Linked DNA regions of Homo sapiens: region 2 is linked to region 1. A link is a contact called in ENCODE Hi-C data. All regions are on one chromosome and are shown on one strand. Each heading gives the region's core, a stretch centred on a gene start or an enhancer-like site at or near the end of the contact. The rest is flanking DNA. Distances are from core to core; before and after follow the strand shown. Region 1 has its middle 650 kb from the start of KC6. Region 2 has its middle 450 kb from the start of KC6.

Region 1 (2,700 bases), core at 137-2,636:
GTAGTACGTTTTATTCAACATCAGGAATTTATTAAAAAGTATCAAGCCTGTACTTACTTCAAATTAAGATACTCCTTGTGGTTCATTTCCAGTGATCGGTAATCCCCATATCAAATCACTTTGCTGGGAACATTGATATTTGATAAATACATTTACAGGAAGCAGTTATCTTCAAACTCCAGTCTCATCAAGCATTGTCCCACCACAAAATATGATCAAAGATTAAGGACTCCAGGGACTCATGGGCTCTAAACTCATCAGCTTTGAATCCTGCTATAAATTATCCAAATGAGGCACTTGGCAAGATTCTTAACTGATTGTGCTATTCGGAACACCTCCATTTCAATTAGAGGTAACCATGATACATGACAGCAAAGAACAAAACTAATAATTTTCACTGATGTCAGGGAAGGTTATAGGACTTCAGGGAATTATAGCAAGTATTTCAAGAAATGCACATTCACGACAGCCTTCTTTGTCGGTGTGTCTGCTTCTTGAATGAGAAGCTTTTATTTTAGTTTCCTAGTTCATATCAGATGGGTTAAGAATGTATCCATATAAAAGTCTGGCTGACAGGGAAAATTGGTATGTTAGGGACTAAAAATATCAATGCTAAACGCCCAAATTCTGAATCCCTTAGGAGACCAGATGTGTCTTCAGTTTCAATCCTAAGTCTGGGCAAATGCTATGTAGGCAGATGAGGCAGCATGTACAAGTCAGCAGAAGTTAAAAGACTCCTGAGTCACAAATATCTGCTCCTCCTGGACTAGAAGCAATCTTGAAATTTCCACTTAATGTTACATCATAAAGCCTATTGTAACTGGATATATCTGAGCAGTGTAAAACATCGGCTAACACTGTAGGTTCCTTACCTTTTAAAAATACCCTGAGGATAAGCTTCCCTGAGTTTTTGAGGTTTCCCTGAACAGAAAACTGATAAGTTTCTTTTTAAAAGCAAACTCTGGGAATTGAGGAACTAGGTGTGCTACATATCAATAGAAAGCAATTTGATTCACTGGTCTTGGCATAGATATAAAAGTCAGAAAAACGAGTTTTCTTGTGCTAATTGGCTAATTACAAACTTTATGGCTTTGGCCTCATTTTTCTTAACTCTCATTTCAAATAACACACTCCCTAATATTCTCCCCAAATAGGGTCATTAATTTAGCAAACGTGTGTTGAGTAGCTACTACAGTCGTCCCTCCTTATCTATGGTTCTGCTTTCTGTGGTGTCAGTTACCTATGGCCAATTGCAGTCTAAAAATATTAAATGGAAAATTCTAGAATTAATTCACAACTTTTAAATTGTGTGTTGTTCTAAGTAGTGTGATGAAATCTCACCCTGTCCTGCTCTGTCTTGCTTGAGATGTGAACTCATCGTCCAGTGTTTCTGCTCTGCACACGCCCTACCCATGAGTCACTTACTGGTCATCTCCATTATCAGATTGACTGTCACACTATCACAATGCTTATGTATGTCATCTTTATTTTACTTAACAGTGGCCCCAAAGTGCAACCATAGTGATGCTGGCATATTGTTATAATGACTCTGTAAGATTCTTAGTCATTGTTGATAATCTCTTACTGTGCCCAGTTTATAAATTAAATTTTATCATTGCAAACAAACAAAATAGCTTGTTTCTAAAACTCTACACGATTCTACAAAGTGTGTATTATACTCTTAATTTTAATGATGAAGCTTAACAATGGTGATATGTTCATAGAAACATGTGATTATGCAATTCTGTTCTTGTGGGAACGTTATAGATTGTACTGAAACCTAGCTGGTGTACTCTATGACACACCTAGGCTGGTATACTATTGCTTCTAGGCTACAAATCTGGACAGAATGTTACTGTACTGAATACTGTAGGAAACTGTAACACAATGATAAGTAATTGTGTATATAAATTTATCTAAATATACATAAAGTACAGTAAAAATGTAGTATTGTAAACTTCTTCAAAATTTTTATTTTATTTTAGATTCAGGGAGTAATGTGCATGTTTGATACATGAGTATATTGTGTACTCTTGGGGATTGGACTTCTAGTTTTCCCATTATCCAGATAATCAACCTGGTACCAGTAAGTAATTTTTTAACCCTCATCTCCTTTTTACCCTCCCCCATTTTACAGTCTCCAGTCCCCTAGTATTTCCATCTTTATGTTCATGTGTACCCATTGTTTAGCTCCCACTTATGAGGAGAACATGTGGCCTTTTAGCTCCCACTTATGAGGAGAACATGTGGCCTTTGATTTCCTGTTTCTGAGTTATTCTATTAGGGATAATGTCCTCTAACTCCATCCATGTTGCCCCAAAGGACATGATTGTATTCTTCTTTTTATAGCTGCATACTATTCCATAGTGAAAATACGGTATTATAATCTTATGGGCCCACTGTGGTATATGTAGTACTTCATTGACTGAAAAGTCCTTATGTTGCACATGACTGCATGGGAAAAAAAACATAACACATATAGGGTTTGGTACTATGCACAGTTTCAGGCATCCACTGAGGTTCTTGGAGCATTTCTCACAGATAAGAGAGGACTACTGTATGTTGAAAAAATTTTATTAACTATCATAGAAGGATATAAAAATTAGTAAGATTTTTTTTCCCTCACCTCAAAGAATTTTTGTATGATCCTACAGAAGACATATTAAAAATAAATAAAAAGGCAAGAAAGCCTAGCTCTTC
Region 2 (2,700 bases), core at 157-2,656, 210 kb after region 1:
TGTTTCTCGTAAGTAAATTCTGTAAAGACAAATTCTGTTTTATATCATTTGGAATCCTATTCAGGCTGTGGAAAAATGCTCTGTATGTAATAATTGCAGCCCACCTTCTAAGAAAACACAATACAAACACACAAACACCCCTAATACATCAAAACTTAAGATAGATCTAGATCTGTAACTCAGTTTCACCAAGCGCAAAACTGTGACTTGGACAAAAAATGATGTAAACTTCAGTTTTTTCATCTGTTAAATGGGGGTTATAATATCTATCCAATAAAGATTTTGGGAAGGTTACATAAAATGACATTTTAAACAGCCCAGGAAAATGTTTTGCCCAAGAAATTCCAGAACACTTTCTTTGACATTCCACTTACTCATGCAAATAGACATACATAATAAAAGGGGTGCTATAGTCAGAGTCTGTATCTACTGCCACAAATACTGTGCAGTCCTCAACCCAGGGGTGTCCTACACATAGAACACAAGGTGAGCGATGTCCTCTGAACTTGTCGATGGCCATAGCCCTGAATAGGGTCTGTTGGATTCTGAATTATTGAAGTCGACAGTGGACATTATTCTATTTAAATGAAAAAAATTGGGGCTGGGTACAATAAAATAAATGTCAATCTAGCAAATTTTATGTATACATGGTCTACTGATGGCAATTCATACACAATGTGTAATATCAGTGCTATATACTACAGCATTTTAGAACAAAATATCCATTTTGATAAGATGTTGATAGGAGTCAATTTTTATCAAAAATTCCTTCAGGTTCTATCTCTTTAGCAATTATGCATAAGCAATTTATATGTGGTTTATATTTTACTGTCTTCTCATTATCCCTCATCATATATTGTATATTTTTTTCACCATATCTCTCTTTATGACATTGCTTTCATATTATTCTTTTATTCTGAATCCTTCCATGCTTTCAAAGACTGTCTCATTTTCCAACTCTAACCTCATTGGGGTGACTTCTTCCTTCTGCCCCCACAAAGCTGATCTTTCCCCTGACAGATTCAGAACTCACCATCCATATCTCTCATTTAATTCTTAGACAATAATCCAATGCAGCCCATTTATTTCATTGTAATCTATCTTATTATCTAGTTTTAAAACTGCTGTGACCTGTTTTACAACTTGGAGTACAAACACACTTAGAGCACTGTAATATTTCTAATTGATATTTTATTCCCTTCAGTAGTTCCTAAAGGAATTTATTCCCTTTTCAAGACTTAACCACCTTGACTCCCCATTACCCAAGCCCGGGGCTGGGAGGAAGAGTTTAATGAGATTACCTCCAACATGACTTCTTGCTGTCATATGAGGTGGCTATTGAGGAGTCACTCTTCAGGGCTGGGGCTTACAGCATGTCTTGCTGGCTGTTTCAGATTCCTGCACAGGCAATCAAGATTCTTTAAGGGAAAATGACCTCATTCCTGCAGGAATGAGTTCCTGAAACCATATCCTATGTTTGAACTCCTGATATATTTCATGCCTTTGTTTATCCATATTCTGTTCTGTTACAAGCTGATCACACAATAATGGATCACTCTAAATTACACGGTAGGGCTTTGTTTGCCAAAAGGACTGAGTCAGAGACAACTTTCAGTTCTCTTCTCAGTACCTCCTACATGTTTGTCTTAAGCCTAAATCTAAGATCTCCTCTGTTTCTTAGGGCAATTTAATTCAGAGAGAGTTTGTCTTTTCTTTCTACTTGGTTTTAGGAGAGGCTGCTCTGTCTCCTGGCTAGGCCTCTCTACTTCAAATCTTGGACATCAGAGCTCAATGTGCTTCACTTCCTTTTTTTTTTTTTTTTTTTTTTTTTGAGACGGAGTCTCACTCTGTCGCCCAGGCTGGAGTGCAGTGGCGCGATCTCTGCTTACTTCAACTTCAACCTCCTGCCTCCTGGGTACAAGCTATTCTCCTGCCTCAGCCTCCCAAGTAACTGGGATTACAGGTGTGAGCCAACATGCCTAGCTAATTTTTTGTATTTTTAGTAGAGACGGGGTTTCACCAAGTTGAGCAGGCTGGTCTCAGACTCCTAACCTCAAGTCATCCACTTGCCTCAGGCCCCCAAATTACTGGGATTACAGGTGTGAGCCACCACACCCAGCCAATGTGTTTCACTTTCAGGAGCCCTTTAGGCAAATGGCTCTGGGCAAAATGATTCACCTACTTTGTAGGGAACTATTTACCATGTGTCTCAGACAGTGATAACCTTGATGGAGGCACACAATTTTCTGTTATAATCTTTAAGCAGTGGAAGCCAACTCATCCTACAGCACAAAGTCTGTACAACTCTTTCTGAGGCAGGGAATATCAGGTTCTTCACATTAAAAAAAGAAGCAAAAATAGAATTGAAAACCAAAAACCACAAAACAATGAAAAATACACATCCTGTCTACCTAACTAAATAAAATGCATCTTAAGTATCTCCTTTGTAGCTCCAGAAACTAGTGCAGGACTTTGCACATAAAGCTCTGTCATTTGGATAGAAAAGCACATAATTATCAAAATTAGGTATGGGAAGAAATTTAGAGGAAGACAATTTGCAATCACATTTAACCTGTAACTAGCCCAAGGTCATCACACTAGTTTGTGTCAAGGAAGCAAATGTATTTTATTGACTATGATATCTTGTTCATATGCTGTTTTGTTAAACCAAAAAGTCCTCAGAAATGAAGTCCTGAGCAT

The links. A loop is a pair of places that touch in the nucleus more often than their neighbours do. Pooled maps may share reads with other maps.
Region 2: a map of PC-3 shows a loop between it and region 1 (8-fold over the local background). The contact joins two enhancer-like sites. A Hi-C loop is called at or near these places in 4 of 168 maps with a recorded cell type or tissue (IMR-90, PC-3, PC-9 and 1 more) and 2 of 50 pooled maps.

The regions. Positions count from the first base shown.
Region 1 is chr18:40,866,890-40,869,589 of GRCh38, forward strand. No RefSeq gene overlaps it. Among named protein-coding and RNA genes, the nearest start is that of KC6, 650 kb to the right of the region's middle. RefSeq lists a silencer at 603-803. Within about 2 kb of position 1,387, at least 3 of the 41 ENCODE cell types and tissues checked have a DNase peak (open chromatin) inside an H3K27ac peak, as active enhancers do; they include PC-3, where a contact is called at or near this core.
Region 2 is chr18:41,073,930-41,076,629 of GRCh38, forward strand. No RefSeq gene overlaps it. Among named protein-coding and RNA genes, the nearest start is that of KC6, 450 kb to the right of the region's middle. Within about 2 kb of position 1,407, at least 2 of the 41 ENCODE cell types and tissues checked have a DNase peak (open chromatin) inside an H3K27ac peak, as active enhancers do; they include PC-3, where a contact is called at or near this core.